2 separate regions of the Mus musculus genome follow, and region 2 is linked to region 1. Evidence: chromatin loops called from intact Hi-C (ENCODE). Cell type or tissue: left cerebral cortex. All regions are shown on one strand. Each heading gives the region's core, and the rest is flanking DNA. Links, peaks and the distances in the headings are about the cores only. Region 1 overlaps Rgma (repulsive guidance molecule family member A). Region 2 has its middle 76 kb from the start of Gm6567.

Region 1 (15,982 bases), core at 3,903-11,902:
CTTTAGTAGAGGAGTTTACATTGCTCAGGACTCACAGCTAGCTGTGTTGGGAGTGGAACATCCTGTCTTTGACTGGTGTTTGATGCTATAGTCCCTATTTCAAGTGGTTTTGCTTGTCTGCTATGGCCCTGGTACCTTCAGTTGTGGTCAGGAGCTTGGAACAAGTTTCCTCTGCCAGTGTGGAATTCTTTCGGGTCTAAAGGCCAGGTAGGATAATTGGAGGGTCCCAGTCAGGCAGCTGGTAGGACTCTGGGTCACATGTGGTGATAGGAGTGTCCCTGATAGGGAGTGGCCTGGGAGCTAATGAATTTGGAGAGAAAGAGGGCCAAGACGAGGTGGCAGTCTCAGCAAGCAGCTGCCTGGTTTGAGCTACTGGGATAGTGGAGTCTTTAAGTGTGTAGGTAGCCTACCTCATGTGCTGGTGGGGTAAGTCAGTTTGTAAAATAATTTTAGGCAACCTTAGTGCTGAGTATCTAGGTTGATTCTGGGTCTTGCTGCTGTTAATGATTTACAAATAGGTTTTTAAAAAATATACATCTTTTCCTCCTGAGCATGGAAATATAAAAATATTTATAGTTGTGTTCTCCTGAAGGGAGAGTTGAGCTTACTGCAGTTTTACTGTGTCTGTCATCATAGGATGCCTTTTACCAATATGTGTGAAACAGCTGACTAACTACTGATCTTGTGTCTATGTGTGTGCTTTAGCTTCCTGGTGACATAAGCATTAGTCTCTGGATCTCTGTGTATGTGAGGGAATGGAAGCAGAAGATAGAGCAAGCATTAGGAATCTAGCTTTGTTTTTCAGCTGATCTTTGCATCTCTCTTTCAGGCACCATCATGACTCCAAGCGGAGGAGGTCAGATGACTTCAGGCCCCAGAATTATCACCAGCAGGATTTCCGACGAATGTCTGACCACAGACCCACCATGGGTTACCACGGCCAGGGACCCTCAGACCATTATCGCTCTTTCCACACAGACAAGTTGGGGGAATATAAGCAGCCCATGCCTTCATTGCACACTGCGCTCTCAGACCCACGCTCACCCCCTTCCCAGAAATCTCCCCATGATTCCAAATCACCCTTGGATCATAGGTCTCCTTTGGAGAGATCACTAGAACAGAAAAACAACCCAGATTATAACTGGAATGTTCGGAAAACATAAAGGACCACTCCTGAAGACAGGGAGATCGCGGAAGTCATCAAGCACTTGGGCGTTCTGCTCCGATGCAGCTGTGGCCAGCGGTCAGGCTGCTGAGCCGGGTTTCTGGATATGCTGCTGCTGTTGAATCCACTGACTTGGCAGCTGAAGGAGCACTTGAAGGAGTCGGAGGCCTTCGTCTGCTGCTTTGGTTCGGTCTCCACTCCTGCACTTTGGCCCCACCCACCCATCCTAGCCTCTCATGGCCTCCCACCCCCATGGGTGCTAGGAGGAGGTGACTTTATATACCAGCTTCATTGGGCTGCTTCCTCTGAAGGAATCCTTGAGAGTCAGTGAATGTTCTATCAGCATGAGTGACCAGGGCAAGGACCTGCTGGACAGTGTGTGATTGGTTCACCATGACACGAGGGACGATGCTCATGGGAAGTGGGGGCACAGGGTGGGTTTCACACTGCAAGACTTGAAAGGGGGACAGGTATACCCCTTAGCCCTTAGCTGTGTTATTGGGAGAAATGATACACTTGGTCTCATTATGTGAAGCGGGGTGGGGATAACGAGACAGGGAAATGGCCGCCATGGTGGCCTGCTCCCTGCCAACACTAATGTTCCCCACACTATCTTTGTACATTTCAGAGGTTTGGTCTTCTGGGTGGTGTCCGTTTCCCCTCACTGTCAGGGAAAGCTGGATCCCTCTGGCTGACTTAGAGTACTGTGACTTGGGCATTGCTAATGCCAGCGTGGGGCTTGCTTGTTTGGGGAGTGGGCTAAGTGGGTGTAGGGGTGGAGATGGGGGTGGGGTTATTATAGCCAGGAAAATAGGAATCCCTGGTGGGTTTCTGATTCCTGTGCTGAGAAGGAGAGTCACAGGTCCTGGAGATAGAAATGGAGGTGGCCTGCTGATAAGATACCTGCTGGTGAGCCCTGATGTGGGACATACGTGCAGATAGGGGGCAGGGTTCGTTTACAGTGCCAGCAAGCATGGAGTTGTCAGTATTGGAGTGAGTTGTCGAATTGTAGCTGCATCTTGGTTCCTTTACACAGCTTGAAGGGGCAGCCTGCACAGACTGAAATATCTTGACAGTTGAGATGTGGTCAGGTGAAAAGCTACATCTCCATTACAAGTTGGAACTCAGTAGAATCAAACCTTGTTACTTTAAGATCTGTAGAAATAAACCTAAGTTAATTTTCCCCCAAATCACGAGCATCCGTGATGGGGTAGCCAAGCTGTTAAGGTGGCAGGAGGCTGGTCAGCGTCGGGTTGGGTTGGGTTGGGTTGGGTTGTGGGACAGATGGATTTTATCATTGAATGGCTCTTCTCAGTGTATGGATACTGGGTTGGGCCTTGGGTTTTACTCACTTTCAGTATAGCTTGCCAGTATTGTTAAGGTATCCAAAGCCTTTCTAGATAGAGACAGGAACATTGACTTGAACATATGTATGTAAGAGTCCAGGCTCATTCTGAGTTGATGAAAAGTCTTGTTTGGACTTCTGCAGGGTTTGACTCCCTGGACACTCTGAGTGGGGTGGTCATCCAGGCAGTACTATTAATGACCTCCCCAGGGCAGGCATGAGTTGTGTCCTGAGTGGAACATCTGGCCATGCATGGTTGTGATGGGCCATTGCTTTCGCTGCTTTAGAGCACCACAGACCTGACTGCTGCCGAGTCGGTCCCTGCAGCTAATGCTCGAAGACCTTCTGGGCTCCTCGTGGCACTAGGCCCTTCACCTTGACTGTGTGCATGCATGACCTGCAATAGAGCCCACCAACCACATAGAAGTCCCCTGGCTAGAGTCTGATGCCTGGTGGCTTACCGGACTTCTCAGTCAATTCTGAAAGGTATATTTTGGGCACACAGTGAAAAGTGAGCCATAGATGGAGCTTCTTGCTGATCACATTGACACTGTCTGTGTTTGATTTGCTGAGCTCTTGGATGTTGGGAGTGTAGCAGGCACAGGAGGTACCTCTGCAGAAGGAAGGCGGAGGGTGGAGGCCTTGCCTTTCCATATTCACCTAGGTCTTGTCTTTCAACTTGTTGGTAGAAGTTACAAATTATTCTCAAAACTGTCTGTCTCATCATGAGGAAAAAGGAACTTTCTTTTGTTCCTATTCAGGACTTGAGGTATAGTGCCATAAAATGTAGCAAAAACCCTATCGGCCAGATCAGTGTTACATTGATTCTAAGATTACAGTATGTCCCATCAAACATCTGCTGTAGGTGAGGGAGTGGATTTGAAGAGGGGTTGAAAGAAAGGAAGCATTCCTCTTGCTTTAAACTAGTATGTGCATCAGATGCTTACAGCAGAAGTTTGCACAGGTAAGAGAAGCTGCCAGTGACGTTCTGTGGGGCCTGGCTTTGGGCAGCTGCTCATCATTGAGGAAGTGGCAGGACTTGGAGGAAGTTATGTGTGAATGTTGTCAAGTCCTGAAGTCCTATGATGCACTGTGGCCCTAGAAAACGAAGATGAAGCCTCCACTGACCACTGTGTCCTCTCTGACTTGGCCAGCCTGATGGTCCTTCCTTCTACTCTGTGTAGTCATTCCTAAGCCCCACAGAGGGAGCGCCAACATTTCTCACTGTGCTGCTGAGGTTCTGACCTGGTGTGTCTGACATTGCATCAGGCTTTGCAGAACAAATGTGATTCACTTAAACGTTCACACACAGCAACACTGAAATCCTACAGACCAAACAAACCCACTTGTCAGCAGGAGCCGTGGTCCAGCCCAGCACCTGTGCTCTCGTAGCCGAGGCCAGCCGTGTTGGGAAGAGAGCCATGCCAAGGGTCCAGGCTGCTGTAGTCCACCTGTGCCCTACTCATTTGGGGACAGGTGGTTTTTCTTGTAAACTTGTGGACTTTTGAAACCTGTTGACTAAACAGTAATTAATTTATATTTGTGAAAAATGCCACTGTCCTGGTGATTTCTGATGTAAATAATGTTGTTTATATAGTATGTATTAAATTTTCCTACATTGTAAAACTGCTGTACTTTTTTGATTCTTGTATATTAAAAAGTGTTACTAAGGATTTTTAGAATTGGGCTAACCAGTTACATTACATTCTGGTGTGAGGCACACGCCACAGTCTCCCTCCCTGGCTGGCTGCAAGCTGTGTGTCCATGCTTGTTTACATCTTCGACAATGGAAGCTTTTTAAGTTGCATTTTTGTTATTGGTTCTAAATAGTTTTCTGTCCCTGAACAGCCACAAACCACAGCTGCGTACTTCAGGGAATGGCATGGAGCCATTAAAACTGAGTCATGAGAGGTTGCCCTCATCTTTCACAGTGGTCATGGGGAGCCTGCTTCAAACATCCACCTCTGTCCAGAGAGAAGTAAGACATCAGGCCTACAGCCTACAGCTTTAGTGCAGTTAATCAGTTGGGTTATATACTCTTCTCTTCTTTTCTCTCCCCTCCCCTCCCCTCCCCTCCCCTCCCCTCCCCTCCCCTCCCCTCCCCTCCCCTCCCCTCCCCTCCCCAACTTCCTAACTTCCTAACTTCCTTCATGATTTATTCTCCTTTTATGGGCACTGGTGTTTTGCCTGCATGTATGTTTGTGTGAGGGTGTCAGATCTTGGAATTACAAACAGTTGTGAGCTGCTGTATGGGTGTTGAGAATTGAAACTGGTTCCTCTGGAAGAGAAGTCACTACTCTCAACCACTGAGCCATCTCTCCAGCCCTGGGTTATATATTCTTGAATGCGGAAAAACACTTTTCTTTTTTTAAAAATTTTCTTCTATTTTTTAAAAAAAGATTTATTTATTTATTATATGTAAGTACACTGTACACTGTAGCTGTCTTCAAACACTCCAGAAGAGGGAGTCAGATCTCATTATGGATGGTTGTGAGCCACCATGTGATTGCTGGGATTTGAACTCGGGACTTTTGGAAGAGCAGTTGGGTGCTCTTACCCACTGAGCCATCTCACCAGCCCCGAAAAACGCTTTTCTTATGGAAACAGTGACACAAATGTTCACTTGCAGTTTGGCACAGCGGCAGGCTTAGCTCCAACATGGCCCAGATAGAGGAAAGGTGACCTGGCCTATGTGTCGAAATTGTCCTAGGATGGAGTTTAGGAGAATCTTGCCCAAGCCCAGGGTTTTTAAAACTTGCACATAAGTGTCTTTGAAACAAAACTCAAACCTTTATGGTTCTCTCAATTCTTAGTGCCAAACACACCCATGTGTCCACTCAGCAGGGAGAGGGCGGCCGCTGGGACTCCACCTTGCTAGTTGTCCAGGACCCTTAGGTGCAAGGCCTGGCCTGGCAGGAGGCTGCTGGGTCTATAACGCTTGCGCCTGAGTGGAGAAGTGTGGAGGACAGGTCCTGTGAAGAAACCTGGTGATCCCCCTGCTTCAGGACGCAGCTAGAACAGCTCTGGGAACCTTTTAGGAACAAGTGCTGTGACAATCTAAGTGCTAGTTAGCTGGCTTCGAAGCCCACTGCTGCCAAGATGCCCACCTTCTGGAAGCTGCAGGCCCTTGCCTCCCAGCCCTCCCTAGCAGGGACTCAATGTTTGGTGATCACCACAAACCCTGCTCAATTAGTGCCAACAGAAAGGTCATGTACAAAAACTAAGGATCAGCTGTGTGTCAGAACAGAGTCTGTGGCTTTTAAAGGAGCCGTCCTGGCAATTCCATCAAGGCTTTAACTAAAAGCCCCGTCTGTCATACTTCAGGTCAGAACCTTCTTTGGCCCATGCTGCCTGTTGGCTTGCATGGTTTTGTGGAGTAGGCTGTGGATGTGGCTGGACCAGCTAAAACCTTTCTGTATGCCCCTGATCATAGTGGCACCCTGCCCAGACCCTGCTGGTGAGACTTTCCCTCAGGTGACAGGTCCCGGGCATGTCCTGGACTGTTAATGTGTCCAAGTGGCTTGTCCCTGGCCACACTTCTGGCTTTATTTGGGAACAAAAACAATGGTCTTCACCTGCAGTGTGTGCAGAGTAAATTGCCATACCTCAGAGCAAGCAAGCATGGGGAGTTCACATGAGCTCTCTGCCTTTCCTGGAACTCCTGCTAACTACAGGCACTATTGTGGTGTTTGGGTGGCATAAAGGAATTCATGGGAGTCAGAGTGTGTCCTCCCCACCCCCACCCCATTTTATCTCTGCTGTGAAGCAGCTTCAGTTGCAAATTGGTGTGTTGTATGAGTGCATACAGGGCAGAGAGAAGGCCACCAGGCAGGAGACAATGTCCCATTCTTAGTTGGGGATGGAACCAGAGGACAGCTGGGGAGGTCGGGGTGACCAGGACAAAGCTTGTCCTTCTCAGAGGTCAGGCCTTTCCCAGCACCAAGCTCCAGTGGCTTGAGCAAGAGGCTTCTGTAAAGCCACCGCTTGCTCTGGAGCCCAGCAGGGACAGAGCCATCGAAGAGCTTCAGTGTCAGAAGGACACAATTACAACTAGATCCTGGGGACAGGCTGCTCATTGGAGGGAGTTCTCAACAGAAGCATGGGGCCTGCCTTCTTGGAATTTATTTTAAGTGGGGTGGGTACTCTAGACAAGCAAACTGCAAGCAGACAAAATGCCACCTAAGGGAGAAAAGAAGCAAGATTACAAGATGTGTGTTCTGTTAGCCCCACCAAGGGCCAACAGAGGTAGCCGTGATGGAGGCCCTGCAGGATACATAATATGTGCTTGGCTGGTCACATTGTTAGAGAGGATGGTCGGGCCACTAGACGCACTGAAGATGGAGACCACTCCTGCAACCTGTCCATGTTTGCTTTCTATTTCAGAGATAAACACAATGACTTGTAACTTTAATTTTTTCAAATCCTGTTTTTAATGATGGTTCTTAAACGCTTTAACCTTTCTTGTAGCCCCCCCCCCCTTCAGAGTTAGTAAAAAGGATATGGGGGTGGGGGTAGAGGGAAGTGGACTTGTTTAGAAAGGTTATTTGGAGCAACTCCTGTCTGTTGTCTGGAAATCTGCAGTTCAGTTCACAGGTTAGCAGGCAGTGGCAGCTCCATCCACTCGCAAACACCTCACAGATAAACTACCTCACAGATGCACCAGGAGCCCAGTTCAGAAGAATCAGGTTAGCAACAGCAGTGACACTACCTAGCAGAGACAGCCGGGCCTCAGCCTCAGCTCCAGACAGCAGAAGGGGCCCCGGGAGAAGTTCTCAGCTGTGCATCTCTCAGGGAAGCGAAGATCAGTGAAGACGAGAGACCCACAAGCGTTACACAGCCAGCTGTACCAGCAAGCCAAGCTCTCTTCGTCATTCTGTGGAGTCCTATTTCTACCCTCCAAGCATCACGTGTCCTCCACGTGTCCTGCCTCAGCACATGCATCCAGTCAGCCCGAGTCCTTGAAAGTGGCAACAAACTACAGCACACCGCCACAAGTTTTTGGTGCATTTCTCTCCATGGTTTCCCGACAAATGCAATGTGAGGTGGACGATGCCTGTCATTAGCCAAGAATCCTTCATCACACGTCCTTTCACGTGCTTGCTTTAGTAGAACATCATTTCTCCTGTGTCTGCTTCAGCTAAGCATTCCTTCACGAATCCGCCTTAGCTTTTTACACCTGTGTCCACTTTAATGAAACATTCCTTCACGTGTTTGTCCTAACAAAACACCCTCCAACTGTCTTTCCAAAGAGTCTTCATGTTTCACTTCATTGACCAAAAGCAACTTGGGGAATAAAAGGGTTTGTTTCATTTTAGCCCTTCCAAACATGCAGAGAAGTCAGGGCGGGAATTTGAGGCAGGAACTGAAGCAGAAGCCACAGGAATGGTGCCTACTGGCTTGCCCTCCGTGGCACACTCAGCCCTGGTGGTCCCTTCCACCCACCGTTGCCTTGGCCCTCCTACATCATCATTAATCAAGAAAATGCCCCTACAGACTTGCCTATAAGCTAATCTGATGGAGGCGTTTTCTTAATTAAGGTTTCCTCTTCCCAGGTGACTCAGGCTGACAGAAAACTCACTAGCATGCCTCCCTAGGTGGGACCATCTCTGTATCTGACATAGCATCCCAGAGTAAGTGTAATTCTAGAACTGTCCTGCAGAGGGCAGCAGGCGCACACAGACTCCAGCCTAACCGCAGATAACCCACATGCTGCCCGGTTCTTCCAATGTTTAGATCTCTCTCTTTTTTTTTTTTTTTTTTTTTTTTTTTTTTTTTTTTGCCACCAGAGTCCAGAGGATTGGAGCCATCCTGTTCCTGAAGGAGGAATGAGAGGGGACTGAGAGCAGCTATATGCTTCCCTACCTTCTTCAGCCACTGCTCAGGGTTCTCAGGTCTATGGCAGCGAGAGGGATCAAGGTCTTATGAGCTCTGGGCTGGGCTGCTCCAGGTCGTCACACACACACACACACACACCCCCGCATACTCTGCTCTTTGTAGAATGCTTTCTCCACCTTCTGACATGCCTTGCTCCAGAAACTCGTGTGGTGAGTTAGTCACACATGCCTTTTACCCCTCCAAAGAGGAGCATCCCTTTTCTTCCTTCCTTAGGCGGCCACTCAGAATGTACCTGCTTCTCTTCCTGGAGTCTGCTGCCATGTGGGTCGTTAGATTATGTAAGTATCAACTATTGGTTTATCTCCCCAGCAAGAATACAGGATTTGTCCCGAGACAAATGGATTCATCAATGACTAAGTTCCTGGGTACCACTGCCACCGGGACCTCTTTCGGTGGGTTCTCTTGTTGATGTTGGGCATCTGTGCCAGGAATTAGCTCATTAGATTTCCACAGGACCCTGGGAGGTGGCTACGTGTAATTCCATTTTACAGATCAGGAATCTAAGGCTCAAGAAAAAAAAAATCCAAGGGAGACCACACAGCTAGCAACAGGCAGAGCCCAGCTCCGATGCCAAGTCAGCCTGCTGCCCAAGCTCACATGCCCAGCCGCTGCTCTGAGCCATGCTTGGGCCTGAGAGACAGGCTCCAGTGCTGCCTGGCTCTCCTGGACCTCTGCCAGTCTTCAGATAAGTTTTCCCTCCAAATTTACCCGGGCAGTTATCAGATTTCGCTGATCAGTCCTTTCTGGTTTTTACCCTTACAAACTCTGGCTTGTGATATGAGAAGCCTAAGAGTTCTTTTCCTTGTTTTTGCTCTGGTGGGGGTGGGGGGAGCACAACCCAGGAGCCTAAGGTCTCTCACACCATAGGCAAGGGCCCTAACATTGAGCTACATACTCATAGGCAGTTGGGGATGGAGTGGGAGAGAGAGAGTAGCTCACAGGCTATGCGAAAGCTCTTCGGTTGCCAGGCTGACTGGCCTCGGCCCAGGTCTGCACCAGAGCAACTGTCATGCACAAGGAAGATGGGAGCACTCAGACTTAACTCAGAGCAACTGTCATGCACAAGGAAGACGGGAGCACTCAGACTTAACTCAGACCAACTGTCATGCACAAGGAAGATGGGAGCACTCAGACTTAACTCAGACCAACTGTCATGCACAAGGAAGATGGGAGCACTCAGACTTAACTCAGAGCAACTGTCATGCACAAGGAAGACTGGAGCACTCAGACTTAAGGTGCTGGCCCCGGACATTTGAGATGCAAATTCCCCTGTTCTGGAGGGCAGTGAGCGGTGTGGTATTTAGGAAAGAATTCTTGTGGGTTAAATTTAGGAGCCTGAAAAAAATTCCAAGCCCCACATATTTTTTTGGCAAGTGTCACATGGCACTTTCATCTGATGGAGAGTGAAGGACTTTTTGCCTGGGCCTGGCTTTTCCACAGTCTGTCCAGCGTGTGGCTCGGGCCAATGGCCCCGCCATTGCTATGCTGTTCCCCTGGGATTGTTTTCTTTAACAATCCCACTGACCACTGGGGGGGCCAGGCCTTTGGTGACTGACAATGCAGGAGAGTGGGTGCATTTAGCTCTTTCCTCCTAGATCAACCCTTCAGGGTCTTTGTTTAAGAGCCTGTGGTTTTGCTTGTTTCTTTGTTTCAAGCAAGGCTCTTGAACATTCTCTCTCTCCTCACATCTGGTGCTGAGGTTGTGTGTCCGGTGGGCATAAATGCTCTCTGGATTTCTCCTCTTACTGGCCTTTCGTCTCCTCCCCAGTCTTGCGGGTTCCTCTCCTCTGGGGAGCAGATGAAGACATTGCTGGGAGCTGTTGGGAGCCTCAGAGGGTTAAGTGACTTGACCAAGCTTACTTATCTGGGACTTAAACTTGACTTGAACAGAGTATCACAAGCAAAATTGACCTAGGTGTATGCCTTGGCTCTGCCCTTGACAGGGAGGGCATGGTACAGGGGGGCACATCTCACACAGATCTTCAATCTGTTAAATGGTTTGGGTCCCGTGACACTGAATCACGGCGACAACATGTGCCCGTAGTCAGCAGGGAGCCTGGCTTTGCACACGTCTGGACAGTGGTGCTATCAGAGCACATCACTGGGCCCCTAGGCTGGGTGCTAAGGGATGTTGAAGGGGTCGAGTTGTGGCTGGGGCTTCTCGGTCATGCTGGCTTGGATGAAGCCATTATGGACCGCAGACCCTCCTCCATTCCAGACTCTGTTCTAGACAACAGCTCTCAGCCTTTCATCGTATAACATCGGTCTGCCCTGACGTGCCCAGAGCAAGGGGAAACGGACCAACCAAGTCCTTCTAACGGCTCAGGCATAGGAAGGAAGAGAGGTAATCTCAGTCCCCGAAGGCCATGGTGGTTAAACAGCTGCATCTCACAGCTCACACAACTTGGGCCCACACAGCCCCGTCTTGACACACTTTGTAGTGGGGACACATCCACCCACCCACCTCACCTCTCCACCCCGCAAGGACCAAAGTCTGTTTCGAAAATAAACTCCAACAGCTCATCTAAAAGAAAAATAACAAAACAAAACCAACTTTACTTGCATTTAGCCGTTAATAAATAATTTACAGTATGTACACGCAGTGGCTCTCCACACAGGTCGCACACAGGTGGACTCAGTGAGGGGTCCCCACTTCCAAGCAGAACGTGATCAAACACAACCAAAATAAAGTGCTTCAACTCTTTTACTTCCAACATAGGGATAGCTGAAAAACCAGCAGGGGGCAGCGGAGCTGACCCCTCCCAGCTACCCACGTGGTTTTGGCAGGGGTTTGGACCTCTGGGAGGGAGAGGCAGGTTCTGCAGCCTCCCGGCCAGTGTATGAGAGGTCCCTGGGGGGTGGGGCTGGGGTAGGCTCTGCAGGGCCGCTGGCTGGGTGGCCCAGGGGGGCTGGCGGTACCGCCATGCTGGTTCCTTGGGGGGCCTCTGGAACAGCAGAAGAGATGGGAATGGCTCTGGGCTCTGTGGATGGACTCTGGCCTTGAGCTGAAGGAAAGAAAGCTAGGTTCCCAGTGACAGGCCTCTCTCTGGCTGTGGCCAGAGAGTTGAAAGAAGGTTCTAGTGGGAGGAGAACCCGCCAGGCAGGGTCATGGTGCAGGAAGGCCTCTTAGAAGGTGCTCCCCTCAGTTCCCACAAAGAAATGCAGACAAGAGGGCTGGGGGGTGTAGCTGCTGACCAGCAGCAGGGGAAGTCTAGGAGACAAGTGAAAGGGCAGAGGACAGGGCAGGCCAGCTGGCCCTATCCACTGGATCTGCTGCTCATGCCCTGAGACCCCAGCCCCTCTCTGGTGGGGACTCTTATGTCTGCTGGCGGGGGCAGGGGTGAGGGGTGGGGGTAGGGGTGGCGATGGCAGGAACCGGAGGATCACGTCTCTGTTGAAACATTCAGAATGACAGCACTTCGATTTCTTAAGTGCAATGGGAGAGGGGCAGAGGGTGGAGCCAGAGTTGGGGATCTGAGCCCATGAATGGTACCGCTTAGACCTCAGGCCAAAACACACCCTCCCTTCAACTGTGGGGCTTTGCAGGCAGGTGCCTGGATGCAGCACCTCAGACACATCCACAGTAGCTGGATGCACGGGACAGTCCCTGCGTAGCACTGGGTAGGAAGGGACCAGGAGGGCACAGCCTCCTGGCTACAAGGTTACATCCATTTGCTAAAGATGCTGAGCAGGGCTCTCTGGTATGCCCTTAGTCACACTGCTAAGGAGTACCTGCCTGGGGATAGAATCTTGGAAATGCTTCTGCCTTCCTGATGTGGGGTCTTGGGGGTGTCCCCATGGGCTTAGTGTGTGCGAGTGTGCTTGTGTAACAGTGTGCGCGAGAGTGTGTGGGAGGGCACAGGGGCCCCAGAGTAGGTGTGCAGCAGTCAGCCGGGCCTGTCTCAGTGCATTGTGAGGGTGTGGAAGGAGCCGACTTTCCCAGTGTCTCTCTGGTGATGGGGGCGGGGGGGGGGTGGACTTCAGCTTAGGGGGCTCTGGTTCGCACATTCACACGATGGGGGTCAGGGTAGAGGGAGCTGCTCTCTCCCTCACACAACTCTACTGTCACAAAAACACAGCATCAATCACCACAACCTTGTTGCGTGCACAAATCAAGAGGGGAGAGCTGTCCCACGCGCCCTTCACCCCGGCCAAAACATCTGCAGACGGCTCTGAGGGCACCATGCTCAGGCCGTCAGCTGCGGAGGCCACCTCTGCTGAACGGTTGGTTGGTCTGCAGAGAACACTGGGTCTCAGGGAGCCAGCCCACCTGCTGGGCTGCATCCTGAGGCTGACTTGAGCCCTCAGACAAAAGGAGAAGCCAGGGGCAGGAGCCCAAGGCTCAGGGCAGTCGTTACTCTCCTCTGTATCCTACCTACATGGCCAACTGTCTACCACAACACAGGCAGGAGGACCAGAAGTGGGATGGTGCCAAGGAGAATCTGGGGGGCCAAGGGGAATGTGGTGGCAGCGGCGGCGGCGGCGGCCACGGCTCCTGGCAGCTCCCGAGTCCTTTCAAACAGATGCAGCTTGTCCTTGTTGGAGTGGAGCATCTTGCCATCCTCCAAAGCATAGTAGGCAGCCAGCGTGAAGTTCACATCACCAGTCGTGAGGAGGTCGAAGACACAGGCCTGGTAGTACAGGTCTTCTACGGGCAGCTTCTCTTTGCACTTGGCCACGGCTGTCTCATAGGGGAATGTCTCGGGGACCACGGGAGAGGGACTGGCGGCTGCTGGCCTGCGAGGGCTTTCAGCGTTGGCACGGAAAGCCTGGAAGTCGATCTGCTGGTTGAGCGGGCAGCCCCGCAGGCAGAGGTAGAGGCCTTGGCTGTCACGGTCCTCCACGGCGTTGACTACCTCCTCGGGCATCCGGACGGCAAAGGTCAGGTAGCGGCCCACCTGTCGCACCACGATGGTGGTGCCGATGTACTTGGCCTGGATCTCCACGTGCTGGCCCGACACCTTCTCTGTGATCTTCAGGCTGTTGGCCCCGTGTTTATCTCCCCCATTTTTGGAGCCGTCCGCAAAGGCAGACGGAAGTTCGTCCATTTCAGCTTGGTAGACTTTCTGGTCCACACACTCTTGGAAGTTCTTGAAGATGATGGTGAGCTATGGGGAAAAGATACAGAGGAGAGTAGATCAGGATGTGTGAGGAGATGTGCCTTAGAGGTCTTAGGGGACTGGGAGGTACCCCAGGATGCTGTGGACTCTCCCTTCTTCGTAACAGTCACAGCTAAATACCAACCACACTCTTGTACACTTAATACTTTGTAACTTTTATTATATATGTACTAAAATTACTTAAACGTTCGCTCACTACCATAACTTAAAAAAAATCGGCTTACTCACTATAGAGAGGTGAGCCATAAAATAAAATATAAAATTAAAGGGTCCAATGAAAACTAAAAGGTTTTTAGTCCGCTAAGATCAGGGTAAAAACCGCTCCCCCAAACATCAGACCCCAAATTATTCCAGCTCACGAGCGCTATCTAATGTGGCCAAAGCTGTGACTGGGTTACCTGCATGGGTCCCAGGACAGTCGCCAGTGTCTGCAGAAATGAGAAGTCGAGAGAGACATGGCCAAGAGGACAAGGCAGAGCGACTAGGAGTGGGGAAAGCAGCTATGTGCCAAGGGACACCAGCGGCAGTGGCAGCGGGAACTAGAAAGCCGGCAAGGACGGCCCTGCTACACCTTCCTGGTCTTGCATGCAGCCCAGGAGCATGTAGAATGCAGGGCTGTAATGCCCAGAGATGAGTGCAAAAGTCCATGAAAGCGAGAAGGCAGAGGTCATGAACCAATGCAATCTGGGGGGGGGGGAGGGGGTGGAGAGGTAGGGAGGTCATTTCCAAATGGAGACTACAGGGGAGGGCCTGGGTGGAGCCAGCAGTGTCTGTCCTTAGAACCACAGACTCTCTCCCCGTGCCTGCCACTGCTGGCCCTGCAGTTATTATTCCCCATCTCCTGTGGCACTGTGAGGGTTTCACAACTGCTCAGAGCGCTGCAGCAGCCTAGCGAGGGCCACCCAGCCACGAAGGGCAGAAGTGGTAGGCTTGGGTTTCTCACCTCTAGGGCAGTGGTTTTCAACAACCTGTGGGTCACGACCCCTTTGGCAAACTTCTGCCTCCAAAAAATATTTACATGACGATTCATAACGATATCAAAATTTCCGTTGTGAAGTAGTAACAAGTAATTCTGTGGTGGGGGGTGGGGTCAGCATAATGCGGAGGAGCTGTAGTACCAGGTTATAGCATTAGGAGGGTTGAGAACCGCTGGCCTTGGGTCTTATGACCACTAGTTCACAGGGTAAGGAGCTGGGTAGCCTTGGGATGTTCTGTGTCATCCTGGGTGTGGTGTCTGGCTGTTTCCCAGGGAGGATGCCAAGCTGGAGACATGAACAATTCCGTGGAAGGAATGGGCACCTCCTAGCTAGCTGGTGGGTCTCCAGAGGGTATGCTGCCCCACTTTTACCCCAGTGGACAGCACATGGAGCCTGGCTGAGGCGGGATGTCCTCCCTGTAAGTGCAGCAGCAGAGAGCGCCATGATGATAGCCCGAGAAGACTCCCAGGGCCAACGGCCATCACGCAAGGGCTAAGGGAGTCTCTGGCCCCTAACCATAGGACCAGAAGCCGGAATCAGTGCTTGGATGGGGTCAGAAGTGGGAAAAAGTCGAAGGATCCGGGTTCAGAGTCACAGAAGAGCCAGGAAGGCCAGATGTGAGGCCTGGGGACGGCAGACAGTGCCTAGCTGAATTTCCAAGTTGCCACAGCTGCGAAGACCCCAGGAGGCCCAGGTAAACAGAGTGGCCAGAGGCCAGGGCCGTGGAGCCTAGCAGCTTGTGTCCCATTCAGGTTGAGCAGGCCAACAAGGGTTCAGTTTCGGGAGAGTTCCTTGCCTCATCGTTGTCTTGTTTTGTGGGTCCCCCCATGCTAACCAGGTAGTAAATGGTGGCACCCAGGGGCTCTGGGACCTGAGAAGACCTGAAGCCTTCTGAGTCTTCTCACTGTGTCACAGGCCCGTAGGCAGGAGGGGTGAAGGGCATGGGTAGGGTAGGGCACCTGTGACTCTCAGAGGCTAGGGTATTCTAGCTTTATTAAAACGTGGGGTTCTTCCTCCATAGAAATACTAAAAACCAAACCAAACCAAACCACCACTACCCCCCCCCAAAACCCCAAACCAACCAACCAAGCCAAAACTAAAAATCCTACTCCACCATCTTTTTAGATAGTACTTGTATAAAAACAATACAGGCCAGGCAATGGGGGTGCACTTCTTTAATCCCAGCACTTGGGAGGCAGAGGCAGGCAGATATCTGAGTTCGAGGCCAGCCTGGTCTACAGAGTGAGTTCCAGGACAGCCAGGGCTACACAGGGAAACCCTGTCTCGAAAGCTAACCAAACAAACCCCCAAACCAAAACAACAAACCACAGCCCGGGCTGGATAGTACTACTTTTCTTCTTACTCTGAAAGATTTCAAAAAAGAACCTTCCCACCATGACGACGTCAGCTTGGGGTCAAGATGATGAGTGACCGGCCCATTCTATGGCTTTGTGGGAGAAAGGGCTGGGGAGGGAGGCGG
Region 2 (15,982 bases), core at 2,924-10,923, 400 kb after region 1:
TGGGACCACACAACGACTTACTGGCTATTTTTAAGCTTGACCTATCTTCCTTGGGTTTCTGGCATCAAAGATCATTAAAAATAGATAGCATTTTAGAACATTTAAAACACCTGATTATACTGAACCATCACCACTGGTTTTATTTTCTCTTCCTGTGGTTCTCTGAGGTTGAGCAGAGAAACCTCAAGGTCACTTTCAATATCAAGCTGTCTTTCAGCCCAGGGCCCACGCTCCCTATTTGTAGGTTATTTGATTCTTTTACTCCCGTAGAGAGCAAGCCTCCTGCCATTTCCTTGACAAAGATGGCTTGTAAACTTGTACCTTATACTCAAGATAGAGGAGAGTAATAGAACCTCAAGTGGGGTAGACTATTCTGCAAGACAGTTGACCCACTAATGAAGCAGTTTGTGACTGAAGCCTCTTTACACTGCTATTTCACTATTAAGTGATCACGGGGGTGGGGGGGGTGGGGGGCAGGGCAGGAGCCTGTCCTCAGACCCTAATATTGTCTGCCTCTCCTAATGCGCCTGGGAGCAGAATGAACATCCTTGCTCATCCCAGCATCGATGCGCTCAAACCCTGCACCTTATTTCCTATTGCCTCGCCCTCTTTGATTTCTGGCTGCTCACATTGCCGTCAACAGTGGCTATCCTTTCTAGACAGGAAGTCTTTGAGGCAGACGTTTGTCTTTTTCTCTTCTCCGCCCCAAGGCTCACTATAACGTGCAGTACATGTCTGTTGAATAAATACAGCCTTTCTCAAAAGGATAACAGATTCCCCGAATGCTAGCAGTGCCAATCATCGGAGCACGTTGCTTTTTTTTATTCTGCCTAAGTTCTGCGCACACTAGCTACAGCTTGGCTTTCCATTTTCTCCTGGTTGGAGTACTCTAAGTATGCTTGTCACAATAATGAAAATGTTGTCTGGCTGGGTCATTGATCAAATCTCAAGGAGTGAAGAAACAAGTCTCCGAAGGCCTGACTCTGCTTTTAAAGGCACCAGGCCCGAGGAAGCTGCTGGTGTGATGTCCTTTGGGACAGGCTGGCGAGTGCCTGACAAGCTGCTGGAGCAGGCACTTTCAGTTTTCCTCTGCAACAGTGTCTGAAATCGATACTCCATCACAGCGTGTGTGGGGGTGGCAAGCAGGCTCTCTCTCTGCTGTCTCTGACATTTCAGGAGCCTTGATGCTGTTTGGAGGCTGTTCCGCCTCAGTTCTGCAGTGGGTAGGGTGCGGGGAGGTGCGTGTGTGCGCGCGCGCGTGTGCGCGCGCGTTCTATGTCTTCTCTTCCAAAATCTTGCAGTTGTTTTTGATCTCCACAAACCAGAGGGAAGAAGACTCAAAGCCCATGACCTGTGAGTCTTGCTGGCCTGCTTTAGTTCAGCAAAAACGATATAGAGGGCTTCTGTCACAAAATGAGTGGCTCATTTTGTCCCTGAGTGAGAGAATCCAGACAATGCGAGGCTCTTCTTGCGCGACCCCAGAGCGAACCCACACAAGATGCAGCTGGGTGGCCCCCGCAAACTGGCAAGGGCTACAGTGAGCCATGAGTAAACATTTCTTTTGCAAAATGTACAAACTATTCAGAGTAGAGCTTGGGAGAGCACCACTCCTCCTGAGGGAGAATGTTTTTCATCAATGCAACCCATGAGTCATTTATTGAAATTGACATAGGTGTGTCTCCATCTGAGGACACCTCTCTCTTTCGGCTTGCTCTCAGTTTCCTTTGCTGGGTACTCCTTTTCTCTACGATCTTTTTTCTGTCAGAACCCTTATTTGTCTCTGCTACTCTAAGCTCCTCTCTCTCTCTCTCTCCCTCTCTCTCCCTCTCTCTCTCTCTCTCTCTCTCTCTCTCTCTCTCTCTCTCTCTCTCTCTCATTATGATAACCAGGCATCTGAGCTCGACTTTGTTTTTTAATCTCTACTTTCAGTGAAATCTCTTTGCTTTCCTTCAGAACGCTCCTACGGACTCCCTAGGTCCATCTTTAATGTCTCTGATGATGCACATGGCTACCCACAGGATTTCCAAGCGTGCTCAGGCATATCTCTGCTTCAGTCCACCTGCCAGGTCCACAGTCTGCCTCCCCTTCTCATATATTTCTTTTCTAGTGAAGGACGTGCTGTGTGTTCCTTCTTGGACATGGATGACAAACTTCTAACCTAGTGCTCTGCTCAAGAGCTGTTTCATCTCTATGACCCCCTTCCAATCTCTTATAATGCTAATAATTAATCTAACCATGACTTATTTTGGAATTTACAGTTCTTGATGTGGCACTTGGCAATCGACTAGCGGCTATTTAATAATAGTCCGGGTTGAGCCTTAACAACTTGAGATACTTGCCTCTTTCGTTTGACCATCTATAAGTGTTACTGGTATATTGGTATTTATTGTTTTTTTTTTCCTACCGTGTTCAGATTGACTGTAGAGCTCTGATAGACTCTATTGGATGCTTGTACTAAAGTCCATGAGGCCTCAATCCTATACAAAGAACTAGAGGCAACTAAAGGATGGTAAAAGCAGGAGAAATAGCCTTCCCCATGGAAGAGTACACAAATTGGTTATCCAGTACCAAAGAGTTAGCACTGGAAACACACATAGAGGTAGTGCACAGATGGAGCAGGTTGTGTTTGTGTATTTAAGAAAGTGTGTGTGTGTGTGTTTATCAACAATTAATGAAAAAAAGGGGAATTAATGTGAAATAGATCAAGGAGGGGTATATGGGAGGGCTTGGAGGGGGAAAAGGGGAGTGGGAAATGATGTAATTATAATATTAAAAGATAAAATAAATAGAAAGGTCCTTTTTAATATTTTACACTTTACTGAAAATTTCATACAAGAATGTAGTGTTTTGATCAAACCCTTTCAATTCCTCTCCTTTACCCCCCTCCCCTCCCCACCGCAAAACATCAGTCACATATTCCATGTCCCTTAAAAAAAAAAACCCAAACACCCAGTGAGTCTGTTTAGTGCTGCCAGTGTGTACGCTGATTTGGATCATCCAATGGAGGATGGGCAGCTGTTCCAGGGCAGCATCCCTGAAGAAATTTGCTCTCCCTCCCCTGGCAGCCATCCATTGCCAATTGCTTCTCAGCTAGACATTGAATCCCATGAGTCCCCTTCCCCATCCATTCTGGGATTTTGGATGGTTTGATCTTATGCATGTCTTGTGCCTGTGATCACAGCTGCTGTGAGTTCAAGTGTGCAGTGGCTCAGCAAATGATGCTTCAAAGGCAGATATTGATGCTTTAATTTTTGCAATCTTTCTGCCTCATCTTCTTTGATAGTCCCTGAGCCTGGGCATGTGAGGTTCTTAGTAGGCTCCTGACCTACATACTTAGAAGGATGTTTTTTAAGGTCTTGTTGTACAAAATTTTGGGCAAGCTCCCATACACATGAAATTATCTATATTCATAACTATATCTATCAAGTATATATACATATATCTATACATATATACATACATATCCACACATATATGCATACATATATCAAGTATATATACATATATCTATAAATATCTATGCATATATACATACATATCTATATCTACATCTCTATCTATCTATCTATCTATCTGTCTGTCTGTCTGTCTATATCTTTTTATTCATAAGGTCTATACAGGGATATGTCTATCCAAAGAGATTCAGGAAAAGAGTCCACCTTGTTTTTTTTTTTTTTTTTACTTGATATCTTATATATGGGGAAAATTTGCATACATGCTAGTTGTCATGGCTTTTATCTTTAGAACCCTAGCCTAATTTTCCAGGAACTCCATTCACCACCAAACTTAGTGGTCATGCTCTCTTACCTCTTCCGGATCTACTCATTTTCTGTTGTAATAGACATAGCGGAGTCTGAACAGTTTATATAGAAAAGAGTTTTAATTAGCAATGCATTGGAGAATGAAGTCCAAACAACACACCAGCTCTGGGACGGTTGTTCTAATTGTGTCCCTCGGAGAGGAAGTTGTCATAGTGCTAGCATATGGAAAATGGAAGATCAGAGGCAGGGGAGGGGCCAGGCTCATTCTTTTATAGCAACCCACTTTGGGACCACCAGAGATTCATCATTCTCTTCTGAGGTCAGTATCAGTGATCCAGGACTTGCCAATAGGTTTTGCCTCATAAAGATCTCACCTCCTAACAGCACCGCACTGAGGACTAAGCTTCCTCCCCTAGAATTCCTGGGGAAGATACTCAGTCCATATCCTAACCATCACAGTTTGTCTAAGTCACTGCCTTGGGGCTACACAGGTGAAAGGAGATGTTCCTATTCTTTCTGTTCCCCATTCTCCACATTCACTGAAGCACACTTCCTGGTTTTTCGGAGAGAGGCTCTGGAGTCAGAGTGTCTGGGTTCTAATCCTGATTCCATTGAGGGGTGTGAGCTTGAACGGGTTACCTGCTATCTTCCAGCTTCACTGTCCTTGCCCGTAACATGGGAATAATAGAAATTGCTGTGAGGGATGAGATCGCAGCATGACACATCAGGAAACATCACATACCTATGTAGAGAACTTGGCGTGGTGCCTGATGTGACTCATGCACACTCAAAAGGATGTAGAGCATGGTTATTTTTATTTGATTTTTCTTTTCACATTATGAAGTTGGCCTGCATGATAGCCTCTGGTGTCAGATGCGTTATCCTCTAGTATAAGACAGCTCCATTTAATCTTTCTTTCCTCCCTCTCACTGTGTGTGTGTGTTTGTGCATATGCCTGCTCTGTGGAAGCCAGTGAGGGGATTGGGTGTCTTCCTCTATTGCTCTCCACCTTATTTCTTGAGACATGGCTTCTCACTGAGCCTGAAGCTCCCTAGACTGGCTATGTTGACTGGGCTGTGAGGTCCTGGGATGTGCCAACCAATTCTGGAGTCATAGGCTTTTATGGATGGTGGAGATTTGATCTCAGGTCCACTTGCATCCACAGCTGACCATTTGAAACCAGTTACCCAAGTGAGTCATCTTCCCAGTCTTTTGAAAACAAAATCTTTAATAGGGGCAGTGGGCTGAGGGAGGGCCGAGTCTTTGGCACAGGGGTGAGTGCTTCTTCCTTAGTATCGGGGGATTGTTTATAGCCTGTGCACCCCCCAAAAACCGTTCTTCTAAAATTTAATCTATGTGTAAAACAGAAGCTGTCTTTGTTTGTTTGTTTGTTTGTTTGTTTGCTTCTTCTCTGGCTATAGGAAAGCGTCAGGGGAGGAGAGGCAAATGGTACCTTGATTTCTTACTCTAATTGGACTCCAGTTGAGGCTTGATCAAAATCCATTTCATGTCCTTTCGGAGTGGTTTAAGATTCTCTCCCAGGGATAATAGGAACATCTTCTGTCTACATATACATTCGACACCGTTCCATGCTGTCACTATTAAAGTATTTGAAAAAGGCATTCTTTGGTAATGCAGCTAAGGTGCTTTTCTTTGTGTGTAGGGTTAGGTCAGTGATTCTCAAGCAGGGGCTCACACTCCCCACCCTTATGCCAGGAGGTCTTTAAGGATGGAGACATCTTTGGTTCCACAAAAAAATGGAGCAGTCTTTTAGTAGATCAAGACCAGGAGTAGTCTTGAGTAGTATTTAATGTATAGGATAAACAAATACTTGATTCAAAATGTCAGGTGGGTTAATGCTTAGAAACCATGTATTAGTTTAAGTTGCCCTAAGATCTCTTCCACATTTCAAACCTGGAATATATTTAAACGTATTTCTCCCTCCCAGTACATGCAGAGTTAACAGGGCACTGGATCCTGTGGTCTTTGTCTAAACTGCCAAGTCCACCAAGGGGATCAATGTCTTGCTTCTTTCCTCATCGTCAGTTATTGATTTCCTCTCAGCCCCTGGTACCCATTCCCTTGTTGCCAGAATGCTGTGAGTGGCATGAGAGATGAAGCAGGGCTCAAACCAACTCTGAGATGTGCTTTTAATGAGGTGAGGAAAAATCATCTAATAAAATCAATTTAACACCAGGCTAATGAAGAGATTAAGGACTCAAATAGATCATCTTTCTGATAGGGATCCTTTTTAAGGAAATAATTTATTTATGTGATAGATGGATTCCTCTGAGGTCATATGCAAGTGAAGTGCTTCATTCTCGAGACACAGTGTCTGTTGACTCCCCCTCTCTCAACATTCTAGGTGTTTCTCACACCATTCACGCTACAGCATTCACAACTCTAGGTGGAAAACAAGTATTTGTGTGGTTATTTTGTGTCAGATTTCCCCATGACTTCCCATTCCCATGTCTGCATTCTTTCACTAATTAAGAAATTCATTTCCCAAACCGTGTTTTGCTTGTGTTTTGTAATTTTGTGCTCTGTTCACTCTTCAGCAGTAAAATTGTTGACTGAATTTGTTTCCTTTTTACTTGAGCAACAGATGAAGTCTACTGAAAGACAGAGGTTTTTAAAAGTAAATATTCACAATTAATAGAAACAGTGCTCAAAAGAGAAAAGTGTAAAATGTTCTGGGAACTTTACACAGAACAGAGCTTGTTTAGAGAATTAAAAGTTTAAGGTCCAAGGTAAGAAATACATTCAGTATTGGAAGGTTGAATGGGAGTTGACCAGGAAGATAAATGATGGACAGAGACTAGGAAAGATTATAAAGCACAGGTTGTGTGCTGTGTCAGAAGTACGGGATGAAAGATGAATAGGTGGAGATGATGGGACCACGTCCTTTCAACCATGGTGAGCTCCCTGGGAAAGAACTCAGCCCTTCTCTTTCCTGGTGTCTGTTAACATATCTGGTATACAGTCTCTTATCAGAATCCACTAAACACAAGAAAAAACAACCTGCAGATTTTATGCTGTAAGTTTATAAACATACACATAACATGGTTAGAATAGAATTCCTGGGGAGGATGTTTGGTCCTGTGGCAACTGGGCAATGCTTTGTTAAGAACCGTTCCAGGAAGGTAGAAGTAGGGGGGAGGATTCTGACATATGTGGGGGGTAAATGTAATAGAATCTAATAGACCAAGCATAATGAAATGTGGTGTATGGCAGAGTTGCATGCACTATATCTTGGGCAGTGCTGGACACAGAATGATCCTTCATGGTGTGTGTCACTAATACCTCATTTAGCATGTCACTTTGAAGGTGTCAGGGGTAAGAATCATCAGAGGAGAGATGTCCGAGAAGAGCCTCTACTTCCCTCAGTCATCTTGAGGGCATATCTCTTGGGACACTAGTTACTGGTTTCTAACCTGCCTCTCTTTTCATCTCTTGTAACTGACCAGTGTGTGTCTGAGGTGTACAAAGTCTCTCTGCCTTTCAGGTCCTCCACTCTGAACTTCAATGATAGATACTAAGCTAACCCCTTGGCCATCTCTAGATTCTGTTGACAACTTACTCTTATCAAGCTAATTGCTCAAGCTTTCCCCACACAAGAACGGGGAGTGTGACTCTTTCAGCCTTTTGATGATGAAGTTGGCAATTACTTTTCATTCCAGAGAGAAGAGGAAGCTCTATCTTAACACCAAAGCCCCATCTATACAGCCTGTTAAAAACAGGATTTACATAAGTTTATTAATATGCATTTCTACCAAATTAGTTTTAGAGAACTATTCTTATATATTGTTAATTTGGGGGGAATGAACTAAATTTTAGCATGCACAGTGCAGAGAAAAGCAAACAACAAATTCTTTAAAGAGCAACTTTGCCGTGAGATTTGCATTCTAAATCTCCCAAGAAAAAGCTCTGGCAGCAATTCACACTGTCTTCATATTTTTCGTTGTGCCAATATATTTTTTCAACTTTTATTCTAAAAGGAATGTACTTAGTGCATTGCTTAAATGCAGGGTGGTTTCTGGTTTTATTGCTCAACAGCTCCTCCTTACGCATTGGCTAGCATAGCTCCATTGTTCAAAAAAAAAATGATGAGGCTTCACGTAGTACATTTCTCAACGAAGAGAATTATCTAGGAAGGCACAGGGCCTGGTGAGATCTGCTCTTGACTTCCTAGTCTTCTATGTCCTTTTGAAAGATTCTTTATTTCTCATGCTTTGGTCTGTAAAGTTGCTTTTCCAGAATTGATGTGCATTATAGGTGAGGGAATGTATTAAAAGTACCAGCATGTATGAAATTCTTAAACAGAAACCGAAGGCTATGTTTCAAGCACCTCCCTTCAGTGCACACCAGACCATTCCCTTGTCTTTATTCTCTGTTAATGCACAAAGAGCTTAATTCACTCAGTCCCTCTGGCTCAAAGTATATTTCAACCCAAGTCTTTTTTGTTATTGGGTAGACGTGGATGCTGGAATCTGGGAAAGATCAAAAATTTTGAGGATTTTAGTTCAACTCTACAAGCACATAGGCCTGACTCTGAAGGAAGAGTGATGGGAAAGTGGATGGACACACCCTGTTCACTATTAGCCAACCTAGACAGAGCCAGGCTTTTCAATTTTGCTTTCGTATCCACCCTACAAGGAGGTTGTGCTCTTTCGGTTTAAAGATGAGTTAACACAAGGTCTGAGAAATTCAGAAACTATGAGTTCTTTGATAACGCCTGACCTAGGGGTTGCCACCCTTTCTAATTTGTTTTCTTGTGGATGGTGTGCTGAGCAAAGGCAGCCAGAGGTACAGGGTGTTCTGCAGGCAGTCCCAGGTCATAGTGGAATCTGGGTGGGAAACAAAGTATTCTGCCGTGCCCAAGTACAGCACAGTAAACTTACAACAGGTTTCTGTGTATAGGGCTCATCTGTGAGTGTAACAACATGCATTATAATTAGAGTAAGTAGAAAAGACTGATTCTTAGCTATGCCACCTTGGGCTACCTTGGGCATGATAATCTATTTTTATTATTTGAAAGATAGAATGGTCCTTTGTATTATACTTTAATGCAAAATTCCATGAAAATTCTTTAGCTGAAAATACCAAATTGGCTATTTTTTTTTTTTTACACAAGCAACACTAGACAGTATAAACCCAATTCAATATATCTACTATCTATATATTAGGTCATTAAACCTGCCCAGAAATTAATAAATATTTAATAATCAACTCATAAGTGATAAAGAACTTATAAAGACTTTATCAATCATTATTAATTTAAAAACATTGACCTTTAGGTTGTTGTAAAAATAATGATGTTCAAGAAAAAAAAAAAGACAAATGCATAGCACAGAGAAAGGAATGAAGTGGGAGGGGGATAAAAATGGAGACTCGGGCTGGAGAGATGTCTTAGTGGTTAAGAGCACTGACTGCTCTTCCAGAGGTCCTGAGTTCAATTCCGAGCAACCACATGGTGGCTCACAACCATCTGTAATGGGATCTGATGTCCTCTTCTGGTGTGTCTGAAGATAGTGACAGTGTACCCACATATATGAAATAAATATGGCCAGAGAGAGCTGGACTGGAAAAAGAAAGTTGGGAATCCATATGGTGTTCTTCATTTTCGGGGCACTTAGGTGCAGGTGGGAGGCGGTACATCAAACTCTTTTTCAATTTGAGAACTGTTATCTTGTTTTCTGATCCACTTTTTCGAGACAAGAAAGAATGACTCTCTTAGCCTCTTTCTAGTATGAGTGTTAGTAACTGCAGGAGACTTAAAACATATCACATCAATATGTAATGGATTTTTATTTTTGATAAATTATGTTGTCCAAAGAATGATTTGTCTACCCAAGAAATTAATTTCTTCAAAGGGCATCAGATCCAAGATATCAGTGTTAATATGAGTTGCAGGTAGATTTGCTTGTCTACACTGAGCACTAGGGTTTGTTGAAAGAGTAAATGGTTATAATAATTCTACTGAAAATAGTGTATGTAATATTCAAGTGCCTATTTTGTTGTGGGATATTGTAGAGCATTCTTCTACCATGTTGGAGAGGGGGTGATGTTCTGACAGCAGAAGCAAGAACAAAGCTAGAGTAAATGCTCATGGGGGTCACACAGACTGTCCCAACTGAGGAAGGAAGTATTACCTGACTAAAGAAAGGGCATTGATATTCTATGATATATGCCCTTCCTCCTTCTTGAATTCTGGGAACAACAGCTACAGAATGTCCAGTCCAACACAATGATGTGGCTTAATTAGTCACAAATAGGTTTGCATGAACTGAATAGGATGCAAGAGATCCACATCAGCGCTCTCAACAAGAAGGGCCTGGAAAGTGACTAAAAAATTAAGATTTTTCTGCTCTCTTTAAATATAAAGACCATGAATCCCAGCCAAGGAATTCATGGTGTAGATTTCCTGATGTGACTTCTTTCCAGGCTGCTACTCAGTGGGTTTTAAAGTAAAGAGGAAACACATAAGTTGAGGAGCAAAGGTGGTGATGTGGGAGGGGCTGGAGGGGAGGGGATTGAAGTCCATTGGATCAAAATGTATTATATGTATGCATGAAATTCTCAGTAGAAAAGAATTGCTTCAGATACTTTGCAGGCCATATACATTAGGTCAAATACAGGCTGGCAGAGAGAGCAAATAGCCATTGAAAGGTAGCTAACATTATTGCTCACCATAAAGAGTTGTTATTGGCTTAGAGGCAGTGATTGACTGGGAAAGGATCTGTGTGATTATTCTGAGCATGAATGCAGTAAAGTTTAAAAAAAAAGCAGCTAAGAAAAGAGCACAGTTGTTTAAAAGCACAATAACTGGGGTGTGGAGAAGGGACTTTATAGAGCAACATGTTGATGTGTTTATTGTCAGTCATAGTCATTAGAGTTAATGTGACACCATACTCTTAAGACATCATAGGACAATTAAATTTTGTGAAGCTTAGGTTATCCCGAACTTGTCATAGTGTGACATCCTAGAACTTGACAGGAGTGCATTGTGATAAAAGGAGTGAGGAAATTGGGTGGTAGAGTTGATCCCCCGATAAGAAAAGTGTTATGGAACATAAGAGCTAGCTTCACAGAGCTGTAATCTCAGCACTTCAGAGGCTGAGGCAAGGAGGTCACATATTTAAAGCCAGTCTGGTCTCCTGGGTGAATCCAGGGCCAACAAGGGCAATTCAGGGAGACCTGGTCTCAAAATAGAAAGTAGAGATATGGTGTGGTGGAAGCAGCAACAATATCAAGTTTGTAAACACTGAAATGACATGCCATGGACAGACATATACACACAATGAAAAACATGGACTTTCAGTGTGGCAAGTGGTTGAGAAGTGGAGCATGGATTCTGGACATAAAGCTTTATGCATACACTCTATCTGGCTGTCTGTTTGTCTGTCCATCTGTCTGTGTGTCTGTCTGTCCACCCACCCACCCACCCACCCAAGTACCCACCTGCCCACACACTCACTCACCCAAGCACCCACCTACCTACCCACTCTGTAGACCAGGTTGGCATGGAACTCAGAGATCCACTCTGCCACTGCCTCTTGAGTGTTTGGATTAAAGGTATGCACAATTACCCTCTGGCTTACATATTTTAATAATTTATACTTGATGTCTTAAAAATTTTAACAAGTGTATGTTTGAATTTGTGCTTTAGAAGGGAGTCTCATGGGCATGGGTAGAAGGCACTAGGTTTTTCCGCGTAAACTCTTGGGCAGGTCTCATTTCCAGTATCTCCCTGCCTTTATCTCCTTTCCAAGTCTCTTACCCCAGATCTTGCCTGGCTTCTGCCATGCTGCTATAAGTTGGGCTGGTAGCTTTGTTGGTAATATAATATGTCTAGCTCAATTTCCTCTCCCTTGGCTGGCACCACATGTTGGTTTAGCAGCTTGCACAAGGGAGACCTTGGGAGTTGGTGACTCATGTGCTGATGTATGCACAATTGTGTATCTGTGAGAGAACTACTTCTGGCTTGTATGTGTGTATGTGTCTGTGTGTTTCATTCTTAGAGGTATGGGGATGACAAGCTATGACCCCGACTACTACAGCAGGGGACTTTGGAGCAGTTTGGACACATCATGCTGTGCAGGGTCATGCTGGATCTGTTCGTGGGGATAGCGAGAATAAGCAGTAAGGCTGAAAGGAAGGTGTCACCATGATGAGAGCATGAAGTGACAGCTGGCTCCCCGTGTGATGTGCTTACTACTTCATAGTGCTAGAAGAATAGTGAACCTCAAGGACTATGTTCGGTTCTGAAGATAAAGGAGGTTTGGCTGGAGGACTTTATCCATAGAAGCAGATATATGTCTTCTCTGCGGTAGTGTCTGTATTCTGAATATTCTCATCAATGATTATAATTCTCTACATGATCAATAACATGTAAAATATAGTCCTAAGGCACTGGAATAAATTCTTGATCACTATGTTTTCAGCTACTAGTGGATATGAAGGGCCAACTGATCATAACCTGTTCTCTTTGCATTAGTAGGTAATCTAGTTCAGTGACTCTTAACCTGTTGGTCCCTCATGGGTTTAAAGTCATTATTTTTATTTTTAACATCATTATTTTATTTTTCTGCTTATTGAATTAATATTTTAAAGGTAAGAATGGCATGGCTAATTATATATTATCTATCTATCTGTTGGTCTGTCTTCTATCTATCTATCTATCTATCTATCTATCTATCTATCTTCTATCTATCTCATCTATATTTATCTCCCTATAAATGTATACCTATATGTCTATCTATAGCTATATCATCTTTCTATTTCCATCTTTCTGTCCTATCTATCTATCTATCTATCTATCTATCTATCTATCTATCTACTATCTATCTATCCATCTATCATCTATCTAAGTGCATTGGGCTTTACAAGTTGTATAGCCAGTTGTGTTCACAATTTAAAGAATAACTTATCTAGGTCTTGGATCATTTATTTTTGTTGCCTATTTAACCCCAGAGGGTGTGTGTGTGTGATGCATATAGATCTAGAAGTATACATACATACATACATACATACATATATATATATTATATACACACACATATATATAATTAGTCACTTAATTCATATATGTTCCATATTCTGTATATATTTTGTATATACATATATAATTATATATATACATACACTGTATATCTCTTCATATATATGGAGAGAGAGAGAGAGAGAGAGAGAGAGAGAGAGAGAGAGAGAGAGAAAGAGAAAGAGAGAAGAAGCATGTGTTTTATCCCCTCAAGGACCTTCTGGATCAAGATGTCAAGATAGCACAAAATAACAAGCTGCAATTTCAGATCTTAAACCAGGGGATATGCTGACTTCATGAATACCTTAGTGCCTGGAGGAATGCAGTATTACATAATTAACAATAGACAAGTAGTGGTGATGAGCATGTGCATTCATGCATGTGTGCATGTGTGTGCCTGTCAGAGAAAGGGACAGACTGCAGCAAGGAGCCAGGAAAAGATTTCTGCTTGCTTTCTTTAATGCCTTTCTTTCTGCTTTGTGAACAAAGGCCATTACCCTATGACTTTGCAGTGATTGTGTAGGCAGCTGCGTTGATGATTTAGAGGAAAACTTACCTAGGTCTTGGGTCATTTATTTATGTTGCCTACTTAAGCCCAGAGGGTATTTGAGTCTGGGTCTATGACACCTAAGTGCTCTTGGAAGTGATCTGTGAAATATACAGTGGAGGGACCTGGGTAAGCTGTATTTAAAATCCCAGAAGTCAGATAATGACATGTGTCTTCTGTGCTATTGTGTCTGTATCAAATATTCTCATCAATGATTATGCCTCTCTATGTGATCATTAATATGTAAATTATAGTCATAAGGCACTGGAATGAACCCTTGATCACTGCATTTTCAGCTATGAATGGATGTGATGGGCCACTTGATAATAACCTGCTCTCCTTTTCTTCACTAATTGCTAACCTGGTCCAGTGACTCTTAACCTGTCTGACCCCTCATGGGTTTAAACTCATTAGTTTTACATCCCTGCTTATTGACTTAGTATTTAAAAGGTAAGGAAGGAGTGACTAATTAGACAGACTGTGAAATAGGTTTCTGCTAGCAGAGGAATATGGTAGCTCTTTGCTGAGGGAATTCTGGAGGAGGAGAGCTAACTCTGTTTGGCTTTGTGTGATACGAGTAGTTTGAACTGTGAGATGCTCTTTGAATAAGATAGTGGCCTTCCTCGCTTTCCACTTGAGAGTGGAAGAGGTAGGAGGCAAGAAGTTAGAAAAGCATAAATGCTGTTTTATGATTCATTGCTTTGTGGAGAAATATTAATCCAAGTTACAGAATTCTCACTCTTCTCCCCTTTTCCTGAAAGTAATTCTATTATTTTCAATTACAAAGAGTATTCCTAAATAACTACTACAAAGAAGGTATTGCTAAAACAGGCAAACAGGCAACAATGACATGGAGAGTGTTTCCTGCCTCCCATGTGGAAGTGGATGCTCAATGCAAGTGTACTTGATAAGGAATTTCTAGGACAGCTCTGTAGTGACAGATTGCTACGGAGCCCTCTGTTCAAACCAGTGTGAACTGGGTTCCTTGCCATCATTTCCATTGCATGGTGTAGTCCGGTTTACGTTTGGGTGTATTAGAATAGGAATTTTTTTCTGACTAATGGGTTTATAGTATATTCAGTAACATTATTGATTTATGACAGCTGGACAGAATAGATTAAGAATAGAATGTGGAAAATTTAAGGAATTTTACCACAGAAAGGAAACAAATGAAAGCCTCACAGGAGTCTAGATTTGTAAAATATTGAAAACAGAACTTCGAAGTTTTAGAGAAATTGTTTTACTTGCTTCCTTTCTCCCTCCCCAGATGAGTCTAGCTTCCATCTAACAGACATAACACTATTCTGTCCAGACAGATGGTAGGACATCTTATACTATCCTTGAGAAGAGCTTGGTATTCTCGATCAATACAGACATAAAATTAGAATTAGTACTTTTCAGATATAGCTTAGATTGATCTCAAACCAGGGCCTTTGCACTGGCCAGATGAAGCACACGTGAGTGAGAACTGAGTGGTATTGATGTCATCACAGAACCTCTGTGTCTGCAAACTCAAGGGCTGATGGGATGGCCCTGCTCCCACCTTCAAGTTAGTCTCAGCTTGTGCCAAAATATCTAGTTGCTGGGGCACCATTTGCTGCAGACTTCTTTCCAAGCTGAGTCGCCTTTGCAGCTTTCTTCATCATTGATCAGCTTCACAGATGTGATCTTAGGTCTGAATTCTGAGACTGTGTCTCTGATGTCCTCATTCTTATAGGGCCACCATTCAGGCAGTGATGACAGTCTTTCAACTATGCACCCCCGTTTTCAAAGGTGGCCTCAGCCTACGAATTCACTCCATGCCATACACATTTTACAGATGGTTACTATTTTTCAAGAGAAGAAGGGGAAGCCGTCCCATTGCATGTCTTCATTTATGTCTTTCTTCTTGTTCAGTGGTATTTTGAGGTTTTCAATAGAAAAAGATTTTATGTTTCGATAAATTTAATCCACACCCTCTGATGCTATGAAAAATGGAAGTTTAATATTAGTTTTTATTTGAAATTCTTTGTGCCTAGTCTAGAGAATATAGCTGACTTCATCATGGGAACTCATTAGATTAGATCTTGTGGCTGGGTTTTGAAAGATAAAATAAATGAGAAGTCTAGTCTAATATTCCACTTCAAATTTAGAAATAACTTTTTAAAAATGTAAGTGTGGCAAGTTAACAACTGAATTTCCTCCCACCATGTCAAATACCAGGCTCTCATTGGTACCCACATAGTTATTCATTCATGGTTTATGCTTTACTTCTCAGTGCACATAAAAAAGTGCAAAGAATGAAACTGAACCAAGCAAACAAACAAAATCCCCCTCAAACTAGCAAAACCATTGCAAATGACCAGAACACACTTCCAGAAAACAGTTTTATATTTGTTTTCATTTAAAGATTTTATTTTCATTTTAAATTCTGTGTAAATCTGTGCACCTGAATATAGGTTTGTGCACATGCAGTGCCTTGAGAGGCCAGGGAGAGAGAGAGAGTCAGATGCCCTGGAGTTGGAGTTGTAGGTGCTGGTGGCATGCCTGATGTGGGAGCTAGGAACTGAATCCTGGTCCCACCAAAGGCAGTAGATACTCTTAACCGTTGAGCCGTCTCTCCAGTCATATATTTGTTTTTTGTTTGTTTGTTTG

The links. Hi-C counts contacts between places; a loop is a spot of excess contacts. Peaks named below come from ENCODE experiments on the same cell type or tissue, not always from the same donor. Only the 100,000 strongest peaks of a DNase experiment are listed, where the experiment ranks them.
Region 2: a loop joins it to region 1, with 5 times the contacts of the local background. A loop is called at or near these places in 4 of 42 quality-filtered maps.

What each region holds. Positions count from the first base shown.
Region 1 is chr7:73,414,848-73,430,829 of GRCm38, reverse strand. Rgma (repulsive guidance molecule family member A) reads right to left here. Exons shown (of 4, transcript NM_177740.5): 4 at 10,931-13,513. The coding sequence ends at 12,797. It overlaps Chd2 (chromodomain helicase DNA binding protein 2), which reads left to right. Exons shown (of 39, transcript NM_001081345.2): 39 at 830-4,178. The coding sequence ends at 1,163. Among named protein-coding and RNA genes, the nearest start is that of A730056A06Rik, 47 kb to the right of the region's middle. In left cerebral cortex, for the core only: CTCF peaks have their summits at 4,942 (motif pointing right), 7,027, 8,156 (motif pointing right) and 11,118 (motif pointing right); DNase peaks (open chromatin) are centred at 8,162, 8,603, 9,037, 9,321 and 5 more places; H3K27ac peaks cover 2,544 bases.
Region 2 is chr7:73,017,686-73,033,667 of GRCm38, reverse strand. No RefSeq gene overlaps it. Among named protein-coding and RNA genes, the nearest start is that of Gm6567, 76 kb to the left of the region's middle. In left cerebral cortex, for the core only: a CTCF peak has its summit at 7,822; DNase peaks (open chromatin) are centred at 4,520 and 7,808.